4 separate regions of the Homo sapiens genome follow, and regions 1, 2 and 3 are each linked to region 4. The links are chromatin contacts, found by Hi-C or POLR2A ChIA-PET in ENCODE. All regions are on one chromosome and are shown on one strand. Each heading gives the region's core, a stretch centred on a gene start or an enhancer-like site at or near the end of the contact. The rest is flanking DNA. Distances are from core to core; before and after follow the strand shown. Region 1 holds the start of UCHL5 (ubiquitin C-terminal hydrolase L5). Region 2 holds the start of RALGPS2-AS1 (RALGPS2 antisense RNA 1). Region 3 holds the start of FAM20B (FAM20B glycosaminoglycan xylosylkinase). Region 4 holds the start of EDEM3 (ER degradation enhancing alpha-mannosidase like protein 3).

The links. Hi-C counts contacts between places; a loop is a spot of excess contacts on that map. ChIA-PET counts read pairs that join two places held with the same protein, here RNA polymerase II (POLR2A). Pooled maps may share reads with other maps.
Region 1: a pooled map shows a loop between it and region 4 (17-fold over the local background). The contact joins the promoter of UCHL5 here to the promoter of EDEM3 in region 4. A Hi-C loop is called at or near these places in 5 of 50 pooled maps.
Region 2: a loop to region 4 is called in a map of naive thymus-derived CD4-positive, alpha-beta T cell, with 16 times the contacts of the local background. The contact joins the promoter of RALGPS2-AS1 here to the promoter of EDEM3 in region 4. A Hi-C loop is called at or near these places in 1 of 168 maps with a recorded cell type or tissue (naive thymus-derived CD4-positive, alpha-beta T cell) and 2 of 50 pooled maps. POLR2A ChIA-PET finds 5 or more read pairs at or near these places in 1 of 52 experiments (Caco-2).
Region 3: a loop to region 4 is called in a pooled map, with 11 times the contacts of the local background. The contact joins the promoter of FAM20B here to the promoter of EDEM3 in region 4. A Hi-C loop is called at or near these places in 1 of 37 single-sample maps with no recorded cell type and 7 of 50 pooled maps. POLR2A ChIA-PET finds 5 or more read pairs at or near these places in 1 of 52 experiments (activated T-cell).

Annotation. Positions count from the first base shown.
Region 1 is chr1:193,058,096-193,061,424 of GRCh38, forward strand. It overlaps UCHL5 (ubiquitin C-terminal hydrolase L5), which reads right to left and starts at 1,265. Exons shown (of 11, transcript NM_001199261.3): 1 at 1,090-1,265. The coding sequence starts at 1,165. RO60 (Ro60, Y RNA binding protein) reads left to right here and starts at 1,517. Exons shown (of 9, transcript NM_001173524.2): 1 at 1,517-1,681. RefSeq lists enhancers at 617-926, 951-1,683, 1,087-1,616, 1,684-2,416.
Region 2 is chr1:178,724,828-178,728,271 of GRCh38, forward strand. It overlaps RALGPS2-AS1 (RALGPS2 antisense RNA 1), which reads right to left and starts at 1,457. Exons shown (of 1, transcript NR_187252.1): 1 at 1-1,457. It overlaps RALGPS2 (Ral GEF with PH domain and SH3 binding motif 2), which reads left to right and starts at 417. Exons shown (of 20, transcript NM_152663.5): 1 at 417-592. RefSeq lists silencers at 191-345, 247-416, 677-796, 997-1,226 and an enhancer at 767-1,356.
Region 3 is chr1:179,024,092-179,027,436 of GRCh38, forward strand. FAM20B (FAM20B glycosaminoglycan xylosylkinase) reads left to right here and starts at 1,803. Exons shown (of 8, transcript NM_014864.4): 1 at 1,803-2,007. RefSeq lists silencers at 1,620-1,809, 1,850-2,589.
Region 4 is chr1:184,753,075-184,756,327 of GRCh38, forward strand. It overlaps EDEM3 (ER degradation enhancing alpha-mannosidase like protein 3), which reads right to left and starts at 1,784. Exons shown (of 20, transcript NM_025191.4): 1 at 1,415-1,784. The coding sequence starts at 1,572. It overlaps LOC105371649 (a long non-coding RNA gene), which reads left to right and starts at 2,100. Exons shown (of 3, transcript XR_922357.4): 1 at 2,100-2,459. RefSeq lists enhancers at 1,368-1,467, 1,938-2,037.

The sequences.
Region 1 (3,329 bases), core at 15-2,514, 8.3 Mb after region 4:
GCGTGCCTGTAATCCCAGCTACTCGGGAGGCTGAAGTAGGAGATTCGCTTGACCCCGAGAGATGGAGGTTGCAGTGGGCCAAGATCGCGCCACTGCACTCCAGCCTGGGCGACAGAGCGAGACTCTGTCTCAAACAAAAAAAAGAAAATTTCCCAATCCTTACCACTGTGCCTGAGATATAGAAGATGAACAACATATGCTTGATAAATGACATTCCAAATATTAAGCTGTGTACAACAGGCAATATCTACATCAACGTTTAATTGTTAATCCCGCGTAAAAGTTTTAACATCGTAGAGTCAATAACACTTGGGAAATAGATAAAAACGTACTGTCCAAAGAAGAGACTAAGAACAAGATAAATAGGGAAGGATAAAAAGTAAAATGTGTTGATTATTTAGGACGAAAGGCACTAAATACAGCCAGAGAGAAACTGTGAGGAAAGCATGTGGCCTCTAGTCTAGAACACTAGCTCAAGAAAACTCACTTCACCGGAAGCCAGAAATGAGCAGAGAGCGGAACCAGTGAAGTGGCCTTTCAGGCCCACGCAGTCAGCGTGTGTGGACGTCCCGAAGAGCTATTCACACATTCAAGGCGTTCTGCTTTGAATAACCAGAATCTCGAGTTCCTGGGCGGCTTGAGCCGCAGACACCTCACCCTTGAGAAGGCGCACCCTAGGGTGGCTTCTGCAGGACTAATGGCCTGAGCAATGCACTTGACCTCACCAGCCCGGGATAAGGTGCGCGCCGCAGAGAAGGGGCAGTGCAAAGGGCAATACGTGCTTAAGAGCTTGGGGAGCGAGGGCCCTCAAGTCAATTACAGGATTTGGGTGCCAGGTCCTGAGGATGCAGCAGGCACAAGACTGACACGATCCTTGCCCTCGTGGTGTGGCTCTACAAATTACTGTGGAAACGCGACTGTCTCGAGCTGAGGAGAGGGCAGAACATCTACATTTCCCCCACCCGGACTCCAGGTTCCTGAAGTCACCTCTCCAGACGCGGGGCGGCGGTGGCCGCAGGGAACCACTCCATGCCCAGCTTGGGCCTCCTCCCGTGACCCCAGGCCCAGGACGGTCCCCTTGGTTCTCACCGAATCCTTTAATGAGCTCGGTGAAGACCCCGGGGTCGCTTTCCATGAGGCACCACTCCCCGGCATTGCCCGTCATGGCCCTGGCCACACACCGCCCCGATCCACCTCTCGCTCTCAGCTGCCCCCCGCACCAGCTGCCGCCGGCCACAGATCTCAGCAAACCCGCCGCCGAGCTCGTCAACCACACGTCACCCCGCCTACTTCCCGACAGCCTCCGGGCGCCGTCACCTGCAGCGCGACTGAGCGCGGGAGGACGCTCTAGCCACCCTAGAGACATCGAAACTCTTCCCAGGCCTTGCAGCACCCGTAGCGGATTCGGAAGGGCTGGGGCCTGAGAAGAAAGGGCGGTGATTCACAGCGCCGAGGAGGCAACATCCGGGATCCTCGCCCCTCTGGGGCGGAGGCGGGGCAAAAGAAGAGGGGCAGGACTCGTTCCCGGGAACCGAACCTGGAATCCCCGGCGGCAGTGGGGCTGTTGCTGTTGCTGTGGCTGTCGCTGCCCGTCAGGCTGCCTTCTTTTGTCGTTTCCCAGCGCTGCGCAGGACTTCTCCTGGCGGCGCTGCGGATCCAGGGGGTCGGCTGCCAGGTACAGGTGAGGACATTGCGGGAGGCCGGCTGGGAGCCTTTTGTGCGGCCCCAGGGACGCGCAAATTCTGACCAGTCCTCCATGTCTCTCACCCGCATCCCAGGGGTTGAGGCTGGGCAAACGCCGCGAAACTATCGCTCTTCCCCGTCCCGCTTCCGCGCCTGTCCACCCTGGGTAACGGAACCAGCATCGCGGTAGGGACATCCTCGCTAGGCCCGGCCGGACCATTCCTCAGGGTGGGCCCTTTCCGAAGCCGGGACCGCTCCTGCTTGTCGGCATCGCTCCCCACAGGCCGACGTCGAGAGGGCCTGCTTTACTCCTCCTCTTTCTCCTCCTTCTCCCGCGGCTTCTGCGCGGAGAGGCGTCGCCCGGGATCTGGGTTTTGGAAGAAGGATCTTTGTGGGAAGACAGGGTGAATTTATCACAGAGGAATAACGAGGGAGAGGAGAAAGGTTTGTCCATGGGGCTGCTAGACTAGTGGAAGGGGATGCGGTGCGTCAAGGGAAAATTAGGTTGAAAACAAATGTCGTGTATTAATCTAAAAACATTTGGAATGGTTCTAAAACTGGATGATGAGTTAAACCAAATATTTACTAAATATTTACTAAATTGCCCTCATTCAGCAGGCTCTTATAGAATACTATAGTGTTAAGATTAAAGTTTTTAAGAGTATATTGAAGTCGTTAAGTGTATATTTACTCCTTAAAAGCTACATATTCCAAGAAAGACCTTTGGCTTCCAGAAAAAAAAAATGTTTTAGTGGGTAAAACTCTGACTCCTTCCTTCTCAAATAGGTGACTTGTGCCCTGGAGTTAGGGAGCCTTGTGCTACAGATTATGTGAAGCCATGAAATAAACGTGGTAAATTTTATTGAGGGAAGCAACAGAGCAGCTTTTGTATTAAAAGGAGCCTGAGTACGCTATGGGGTAGAAGCCAAAATTTGTATGAAGTGTTGGTTTAAAAAAAATTTTTTTTGTAACTTTCTTGAAGTTTATCTCCGGAAACTCTGCCCTCAACTTGGAGACTAGGAGGATTCTGTACAGTATATTTCCTTGAGATACTTTATTGGAAAAGTTTAAGAGGCACAGAGTCCAGAATGATTGGCATCAGAGCCCAAAGTAGTTTGTGGTATTTTTTTTAATCTGTAATATTGCTATGAACTTGAAAATGTTTTCTGTGCAAAATACATCAAAACTAAAATGTACTTGATACCCAACTTAATTAACATGGTACCTATTGTAGAAAGACCAAACTGAAAATTTAGCCTTTGGCACAATCTAGAAGTAAGCAGAGAAGGGGGTTAAGATGCCTTTCATTATGTTAACGTTTAATCCTGAGAGTTTACATAAAAAGCCAGATTTCTGGGTCTTTGAGAAAAATGAGATCTGGCAACTACTAGTTCCATACCACGTGGCAACCAGTTGGCAGCTCCCCTCAGACTAGCATGCTGTCATTTTTGCCACAGTTCCTTCCTCATCAGTTTTTATAGCATCACATTGATCAGTGGATTCAGATACCTGTATCATGGGTAAACAAACCTCTATCATGGGCCCAATTTTCTATTGTTGTTTCTTTACATTTGTCATGCACTCTCATAGATATGTCAGCTTTGACTTCATTTAAAAAGGAATAATCTGCAAATGTGTTTGACTTC
Region 2 (3,444 bases), core at 207-2,706, 6.0 Mb before region 4:
AGAGCCCGGCGCTGAAGGCCACAGACATCACGGCGGATTTCACAGAGGGCCGCGTTCCGGGAGCGGGTGGCCAGGCGGTGGCGGACGCCCCACCTGTCCATCCTCCTACCCCTTCCCCCCCCCGTTGTTTGGCCGGTGGGAGCCCCTCCTTTCAGCAGGCGCCGGGCGGTGGGGTTGCGGATGGCTGCGCGCGCTGCGGGCACCGATCACCGGCGGCAGTTGGGCTCCGCGGGGCCGAAAAGCTGCGGGCGGGAAGCGCGAGGTTAAGACCCTGACGGCTGCAGCTCTCAGAGCCCCCGCGAGCGCGCTCCGTTGGTGCGCGCGCGCGCGCGGCTCCGCCCCGCCCGCTTGGCGCGCGCCCCCGCCAGGTCCGCTCTCGTCCCCCACCCCTGGCGCGGACGGGGTGGTTCCAGCTCACTCTCCTCCCCCGAGCGGCAGCGGCGGCGGCGGCGGCGGCTGCTGCGGGCGCTGAATGAGAGACGGTGACTGTTCGGGTCGACGAGTGCTACTCTAGGCGGCGGCGGCCGTGGCGGTGAAGCGTGAGGCCGGCATCGTCTTTCCGTCCTCTGAGGCGACGGCCGCGGCTGCACAGGTCGGTGGGCTCAGGCCGCGGGGCGGTGCGGGGGAGGGAGGGAGGGAGGGTGGGTACGCGGCGCCCCCCGGGCGGCGCGGGGAATGGCGGCGGCGGCGCTGCGGAGTGTGGCTCTCCCGGCCGCGGGCCCCGGGGCTGCTCGCCCTGCGCGCAGGGAGGGGGCTGCGGAGCTGGGGCTGAGGCTGAGGGAGAAGGGCGCTGGGCGGCGCGCCTCCCTCGGCCGCGGGTTCTCAGAGTCGGAGCGGCCGTGGGGTCCCCGCTCGGGGGCGCCGTCCTGAAGCCGGGGGCGCTGCGACCCCTTGAACCCGCCTCGCTCTCCCTCTTGGGTGGCGGAAGCCCCCAGCCTCCGCCCGCTCTGTTCTGGCGCCCAGCGGCGCCTCAGTCTTCCTTCAGGTGAGCCCGATCCCGGACCTCGGAGCCAGGACCAGCAGAAGCCGGGCCACACCCCCTCCCCTGGCCCTGGCGGCTGCGCCCAGAAGCCTGGCCGCAGAGTTGGCCGCCCGCGAACCCGCGGAGTCGCGGTCAGGGTGACCTGTTGCAGAGCGGCCCGCAGCCCGAGCGGCCCCCGCCAGCCCCGGCCCCGGAGGGGCTGCGTCCTGTGCTGGCCTCGGGCCGGGCGCGCGGGCCGGGTGTGGGGCAGGGGCCGCAGCCCCAGGTCGGCTTGCTCTACGGCCTGGAACCGGGCTCTAGAAAAAAAAGGAGATTCCGAACGTATCTCATCAAACACTTGCAAAGCCGGGAGATCTGTCTGCAAATATCCGGAATTCCATTGCAGTATCGGATTAGGTAGGCTCATAAACACCGTGCTTTTGAGGTGATTTGGAAGAAACGCGAGCCACGAGCGAGGAACTAGTTTCTGGAAAATAGCCGTAAACCTGTGCGGAGCGAATTATTAACCCCCCGCCCCAGCTCCCCCCTCGAAGCTCTTTTCCTGTAGCTGTGTGTTGTGTAGACGCAAGCCAGTTTCAGTGTACGTGGGCGTGTTTGGGAAGAAGCTGCGAGCTGATAGGAGGTACCTAGTACAAATGTTAATTTGTTTGAGTTGGGAGGGGTAAGGGAGGAGGAAGAAAGGGCACTGATGTTAGCTGTGGAGGAGGGGCAATTGAAATACTAAATTTCTGTTAAAAAAAAAAAACCCCAAAAGAAATATCTAATGCCTACTGTGTATTTAAGACCATAAAGTGGAATCACACAAGCAGCAGTTAATTGAGCTTTATCGTTTATGCTCCCTGGATTTTTTTTCCCCAACACTTTAGTTGCTATAGAGAGCCTTTTCTTACCAGTGTTCATGAGTTGACTTGGGTATTTTTCTGTGTCCACCATTAGATCGATTCCTGTTCAAGTTTCTTTGAAGATGACCATCAGAATTTTAGGAAACTTTTCAGCCCGTGTTTGCAGAGTATCGCTGTTAGACAGATCATAGCTTGCTCATTATAAAGCCTGTTCCACTCAAGATCATTATGCTTGTACAAGTGCTATAGAACAAGTGCTATAGAATCATACACATAAGTGTATTACTCTTACGGCTAAATATCTTAATTTAGAATTATGAGGAAACTTCCAAAACTGAGCATCCAAACAGTATTATTTTAACAAAGATAACCTCTAACTCAAGCTTTGTAGGCATGAAGTTTATCATGTAGCTTCAAAGGTCTTTTGAGGCAGATCTAAATATCAAAATGTAAGGGCATTAATGCCATTTGGGATAAACAATTTCAGTGTATTTATTTTAAGCGTAGTTCATTTTTTCTTTTTAAAATTCAGCATAATTTTTGAACGGTAAGATGTGCGTTTTTCCCATTATATTCCACTTTTTTTTTTTTCCTTTTAAGATAGGTTCTCCTTATTTGGCTCAGGCTGGTCTCAGACTCCTGAGCTCAAGCGATCCTCCCGTGTCAGGCTCCCAAGAAGCTGGGACTACAGGCATGCGCCACTGTGCGTTATTTCACTTTTCATTGAATTAAGGAATTTGACTTTTAGTAATACTTTGGGGCAGGACTCTGGAAATACTGTTTAGTTTGCCTAAATTTTTTCAGATTGCAACGTAAGTTTGAAGATAATGCTTGCATTGGCAGAACACAACGTGCTTTTCTAATATTTATTAGTAATACTAGAAAGAATACAACAAATTTTCCTGAGAGAAAACATAACTGAAAAACTGGCTTTGTGAGTCAGATACATATGTGAGTAATATATTTTTGTGTGTGTTTTTAAATACCTGGTACGAGTCTTTTTATTACGTCATTAGAGTTCAGTGTAGTGAATGATGGATATATAGGTGAAATTGTCCTGTTGCAACTTAAAACACTTAAGCTTTTTCCAGAGACTCAGTTCATTCTGCACATGTGTATTGGGTACCTACTTGGTGCCAGTTAGTTCCCTAGAGGTTGGGGACACAACAGGGGAGACACAACAGGGCTTATCATTTAAGCCCTGATGGGGCTTAAATGATAAGTGGGCAAATATGTTTGTTTAAAAGTTTAAGAAGTAGAAACTCCTCTGATAACTTTTTGGTTAAGGATATTGTTTTTTTCTTTCTGAGAATTGTGGGAATTATTGCCTAGCGAACAAAAACATTAAGACAATTGTTTTTAGAATATGCCTATGTTTATATACTTTGGGTTTCTGGTTACCAAGTATACCAAAGATAAACATTCTACCTGAAGTCAGATGATGCGTAGTTTACATGTGGTTAGACAGCCTTATTCTTTTGGTTTATGTAGTTAAATGAATGTTTGCTGAAAATATTCTCTCGGCATTTATTTATAAGGGAATCTAAATTTCTTTTTTGGTCTAAAATTTTAAAATATCACCTTTTTATTTCTGGCTGACTGTGAGTGAACCAATTCCTT
Region 3 (3,345 bases), core at 553-3,052, 5.7 Mb before region 4:
CAGAGAGGCCCTGAACCCATAGCTCTCCTTCTCTGAGGACAGAAAAGGAGGAAGTGTGTCTGTCCTGCAGTATGTGGGATGGATAGATGGATGCGAAATTAAGCACTGAAGTGGGTTGCTTGGAGAGGCAATGACTGCCCCCTGCCCTCACCTGAAAATCCTTAAAGACAGAAGGGATCATCCGCCCAGGAAGCTGAGGCTGCAGGATAAGCTGGCCTTTTCCTGAACAGTGACAGTTGGAGCGTTCACCCTCACTGTCCTTGTCAGAGTTACAGGCAAGAAAGGAGAATCCTTTTGGATAAAGTGTCTTAAAGGAACTGTTGATTTACCCTTTTGCTTTATGGTCTCCTGATGTAGTGAGCAAGGTTCAGGGAGATTAGCTAACTGCAGGCAGACTGATCTTCCTGTGCAGAGAAATAAGGTAGATTCTCATTATCTTCCAGCTCATTTTCCCAAGAATTATGTATTCTCCGGCCAGAAAACGACCTCCAAACCTCCAAACCTTTTCAACTACACGCAGCAAAAAGCTAATACAATGCCTTCTGCATTTGACTGTACGTCTCCTGCAGTGATTAATGCTGCCTCCCTAACTACATTGTCCGGAGCAAGTGTCAAGCCCAATTATTTCTCTAGGATCTCCTGATAGTAAATGCTCAGCAAATATACAGACGAATAACACCTAATCATACACAATAATCTTAGAGTACTTTCCCCATACATTTCCTAACTTAATCCTTACAACAACCCTGTGAAGTTATTAACTCCCATTTTCCAGTTAAGGAAACTGATGCTCAGCAAAGTTAACTGGCACATCCAGTATCATACAGCCAGTAAGAAAGAATTCTGTTCAGTACGCCTTACTGATTAAATGAACTATGTGGCCTGAAGAAAAAGTGTCAGCTCAGTCTTTCCCCATCACGCATCTTATTCCATGGAGTAACCTGCATTATATTTCAGGGTCAGGCACACTAAGTTTGCGCTTTAGTATATGGTGAATAAATGGATGGACACAGTGGCGGCTCTGTATAAGTCAGCTGAAAGCAAACAAAGGGAAGGCAGAATCTTTCATTCACACGATTTATCCGCGCCCACTGGGTGCACTACGGTCGGGCATTGGCGACCCAGGAGCGACTGACCTGCCCTCATGGGGCTTACGGTCCTTAGCAAAAAACAGATGTAAAACAACTAATATTACAGTAAATGAATCATAATTTTGTGAGATGCTCCTGAAAGTATGTAGCAGGACGCTCCGCTCTGGTCCGAATGAAGAGCCATTTGCACTCAGTGTGGAAAGGCTAGCCTTTTTCTGGGCAAAAGAAGCGGGGGATACATTTAGATAGGCAGAAGTTCCGAGCAGAAGTCAAGGCAAATTAAAAAGGCAACAGGAGGAGGGAAAATGCTTCTCACAAACAGAACTCGACCTAGGGGACCGCAACTCTCCAGTCCTGCTGCTTGGCTGCCTACCTACCTAAGAAAAGCAGGAAAGAAAAAGAGAAGACGGGGTGGGGGATGGAGGACAAATACAGAAAAAGAAAAAAGAGCGAAGGAAGTGAGAAGTGAGAGGCCAGTTTATGTAAGCGGGCAGGGCGGCGCGGCCGGCAGGAGACCGGCGCCGGCGCCGAGGGAGTTAAGCGGACGGGCCCGGTATGGAAGAGGTTAAGGGGGGCAGTCCGGAGCGGGTCCGGTAGGGGCCGCCTACTGGGCGGGGGCGGGGCCGCGCCGAGCGAGCGCTGGGATTGGCCGTCGGGCAGGCGCTACGCTAGGACGGTACCAACAGCCGGGGGCCTCGGAGGCGGGGGGGTGGGTGTGGGACTGCCGCTCTGCGCGGCGAGAGGTGGCCTGGGAATGGCCGGGCCGGGGGTGGGCCGGAGCCGCTGTGGCGGCGGCGGCGGCTGGGGGCGGTGAGCGCGGCGTGGGGCTGCCCCTCCCCGGAGGCGGCGGGGGCGGCCGGGGCCGCGCCGCACCGCACCGCGCGGGCGGCCATGGAGCGAGCCTAGGGCCCGACAGGTGAGTGGCGCGGGGGCGGGGGAGGGCGCGCGACCCCCGCCCCCGGCGCGGCGGGCGGGAAAATGCGGACCGGCACGCGGGCGGGGCACGGTACGTAGCGCGCGCCGGGCTGGGGCCGCCTGGGGGCGGGGCGCCTCCCTGAGGGGCCGGGCACCGGGTGCCCTGAGCCGTCCCCGAGTGGCTGCGGGCGGGTCCCGGGCGAGGGCCCGAGGCTTCCTGGGAGACCCGCTCGGGCCGCGTGTCCCTGTGTGCGGTCGCGGCTGAAGGGACGCGGCCTCGGCCGCCACGTCCCTGGCCCACCTGAGGCGCGGGCCCACCTGGGGCCGCCTCAGGCTGCCAGAGGTCCTTCTAGTGACCGTCTCTCGTCCCCTTGCGCGGTCCCCAGAGGCGATTGGCCCCGGTGCCTCTCTTGTGTTCCCCGGAGCGCCCGTTGAGGCAGCCCAGGGAGCGCGCCCTCGCGGGGTCTTTGCTGGGCCCGCCTCGTGGCCGGGAAGCGCGAGTGACCTGCAGGCCGGAGGCGGAAGGCGGGGCAACCGTGCCCGGGGCCCGCGGTCTCCTGGGGTCCTGCGCCGGGCGCTCGCAGAAGGGCACAACTTAACGAATGCTGTGTTAGCCCTCAGTGGGCTGCGCTTGAGATTTCATTTCCGGGTGTGACGGCCCCGCGATTAAGAGCGGACCGATACGTTTCCCTTAATGATGAATGTGAATAGTTGTCGAGCTGCGTCCTTGATTGTGGGTTCTGATAAGAGATTCATTCTAATCTGACTTCTGTTAACCTGCCAGTCTCCGGATAAGAAGAGAAGGGGTAGAAGGATGGATTGGAGGGAAAGTAGGGGTAACAGGGCTTGGTTAGTCTTAATGGAATTATTAGTCCTTTTAAAGACCATACCATCATTGGGATGGATAAGGAGTTTCTAATTTGGGAAAATGAGAGTTGCTTGCTATTGCGACTTGGGTCTAGTGCCAGATATCAGCATCTTCCCCACCCAGCCAGCTTCCCTCTGGAGGTTTGATTTCTCACTTGGAAGGGAAGTAGGAATGTGGGGTTTTTTTTAGCCTTTAGCCTTTAAACTGTAGGACTTTATAAATCTATAATCTGGTACAAATTACTATTGCCATTTATTAGCCACGCCTATGTTTTTTGCGTTGTAAATTCTTGCAAAAATTTCACTGGCGTTGATTTCTAAAAATCTGGTTAGAGATCTCAGTGTTCTTATGTATTACAAACATTCCTTGAGTTTATGCAGGATCTTTGAGCTAAGCTTAGAGCACTTCCTCAAATATGATTCGTTATCACGACTGTCTGAGAAACTGAGGTACAAATGGTAAAGATGCTAA
Region 4 (3,253 bases), core at 534-3,033:
ATTTAGAAACGAATACAAGACTCTTTGCAATGATTTAAAGTACATAAAGTAAGACCTGATGGTTCCACCACCCCTCCAGCCTAACCCCATGAGATAATCTTCGTTCCACTTTTTTTCTGAGCTCAGATTTTTTTTTTCTTTTTTAAAAAAAACATGGGATGATACTATACATATTATTCTACAACTTGCATTTTTTTTTGTTTTGGAAATATATTCTGGATAGGCTTCCAGTGACGTACTTCCTTCTTCTTAATGTCTCAATATTATTCCATAATATGAACGTACCCTATTGAACCATTTCCTCCAAGGAAGAGCTGTTCTTTCAAAATGCACTTTTTTTTTTTTTTTTCGAGACAGAGTTTCGCTCTTGTTGCCCAGGCTGGATCTATCTCTGCATTAAGAGTGCTTTTATTTTCTTAGGGTAGATTCTCAGAAATAGAACTGATGAATCAAAGTGTGCACAATTTAAATTTTAGTAGATACTACCAATAAGTTACAGCAATTTACACTCTCACTAAGCCTTTTTTTTCTATTCCTTAACTAACCAGAACCGTATCCTTGTGTTTTGTATTATATTTACTAATCTGATGGGCAAAAACCAGCTAGCTCCTCGTTTTAATCTGCATCTCCTACGTTTATGGAGGTTGAGTAACTTTTCATGTTTATTTACCACTTCCATTTCCTCTTCTGGCTTAACCGTTCATGCCTTTCTCCCATTTCCTACTGGTTCTTCGCTTTTTTCTTATTCATGTGTAGGACCTCGTGTATGTATTACTCTGAATTAAATGGTGTAAATAGAATTGATAATTTTAACACACTTCCAAGACGGATAAAAACTACTGAATAGGTATACTTGAGACTTTTGAATAATTTCCCCCCAAACATTCTATTATGAAAATACAGTGCAAGAAAACACTGCAAGGAAATAGTAAAATGTGTAAAGTTCAAGTTCCAATGAACGCCCCCTTTTCCGTAACAGGTGTAAACATCATTTCCTTAACTACTGTGAGATCAGCAACATTTTCCCAGTTGGAAGCTCACTTGCGCGAGAAAGCTAACCATGCTTCGGTCGACAGGCAGCCAACCGCAGAACTCCAGCGCGCAGCGATGCGGGCTGTAGCCCCCTTCTTGGGCCACTGACATGGCAGCCGCGTTGACACACCGCGCCTGGCTTCAAGGAGCCTGCACATGTCACCGGCGGCCAGGGCGACACCCCGTCAGCTCCCCCGAGGTCAGGTCGCGGGCGGCGGTTCCCACCTCCCCGGACCCTGTCCACCCCTCTAGGGTTCTCGCGCGGGAAGAGCCGTTCCAATCGCGACAGGAGAGGCCACTACGCGACCGGGTCGCAATGACAGGCACCCCTCCTGTTGTCAGCCTCACCGAGAAACCCACCCCAGGCTGCCAGCACCCTTACCCAAGCTTCTGTTTCTCCTCCCTACTCATGGGCTCGGCCCCCGCCGTCCACACGGAGGTGGCCGACACCAGGCAGAACGCGGCCGTCGCCGCCACTAGTCTCCATCGCGCTCGCTGGGGAACCGGGGACCCACAGCCCCGGCCGCCGGCTTCGCTCATGGCCCCGCGGTTCCGCGCACGCGCAGCTGCTACGCCCGGCCGGTGAGACACATTGCTGGACGCTGGTGGCCAGGGGGCTGCTAGCCGTGCCGAGACGGGGCGGGATGCGGAGTAACACGGACGGCCGCCGGCGCCAAACTGTTTCCCGAAGCCACCAAGCCGGTCCCCAGCGCCAGCGCTGCCACCGCCCTCCGCCCTCAGTATCCCGGAGCGCCTCCCCCAGCTTTCCGGTGTCGTAGTCTAGGAAACCGCCTCCCCAACGTTACTTCCGGGTAGGGCCGAAGCCGTAGAGCCTCAGGACCAATGGAGACCTCATGGGAGAGGGGCTGTCTCCGGCGACTGGAGAGGGCATTGGCCAGGAGAAGTGAGACGTGGACAAAAGGCGGGACTGGGAAGGGATCTCTCGCTTCGACCCGCCTCCGACCCGCGGAGTTGCCCCCTGAGGACTACCAGTCCCAGTGTGCACTGCTTCTTCCCCGGCTCTCCCGCGAGCCGACTCGGAGCCGTGTCTCTCGCTTCTACCCGGGGTAGGCGCGCTGCACCCTGGGACTTGCGGTCCTCCGAGGTCGCCAGTGGTTGCTGGGATCCCACCTCCCCCTTTCCTCGGCGCCCTACAGTCAACCCTGTCTCGGTGGGCTGCGGAGTCCCGGGAAACCCGTCAGCTGTTTATCTCTCTTCCTCAGAAAGTTGTTTCCCAGAGAGCTGGCTGAATGAGGCGCACTGTCCCCATGTCAGTGCTGCTGCGTTAGGGAATAGTGTTGGAGTAGTCGTCTACCCTCAGGGAAATTCCAAAACACAGTAACAGCAAAATGAATTGAGCCTTTGAAGGCATTGCGCTAAGGTTTTTACTCGCAATCATCTCATGCACTCTTCTCAACTCTGATAGAGTAAGTACCACCATCCCCCTTTTGCAGACGAGAAAACAGAGGCTTAGAAAAGTTGGTTAACAAGAGCTCGTCACACTGCTGTATTAGAATCCATCCAGCCTCTGATTCGGAAGCCCTTGCATTTAACCACCGCGCAGTACTACAAGGATGAAGGAGCACGTGGGTCCTCGTACATGATTAATAATAGTTACCTCAAAAGCTCAATGTAAGGAGAGCTGTGTGGGCTGCAAAGAAGGTTTAATGAAGGAGATTGGAACTTGCAATGAATTTTGATGACCGAGTCCCAGGTTAACTATTGGTAAAATGACACATCGGTTCCTCTTGAAAAACCACATTGTTTTTCTAGTGTGGTCATTCAATAGGTGCGGAGTTTAGGAGCTTCGATGTGATCTCTGTGACCACAGTAAATTACTTACGTGTCCTTTAAGCAGTATTCGGCGGTCTTTCTGGAAACGTTTCTTCCTTGACTTTTATCACCTTACCTCTTACCTCTTAACCTCTTACCTCTTCTCTGGCTGACCCGTTTTCCTTCATTCTCTCGCTACTTTATATTAAAATACAGGTGTTCCCTTAAGGTTTTCTTTTTGTCCTTTTTCTCTCTGTACTCTAATTATTCCTTGGTGATTTCTTCTCATAAGGATTCAGCCAACATATCTCTGTGGTTGATTTCTAAATCAATATCTGTCCTGATCATTAGACCCACATTTCCACCTCCCTAATAGAAATGTCCTAATGTCTAGCCCAAGGGTAGCTCAAACGTAAGATGTTTTCTGATTCAAATTAATGCATCGGAA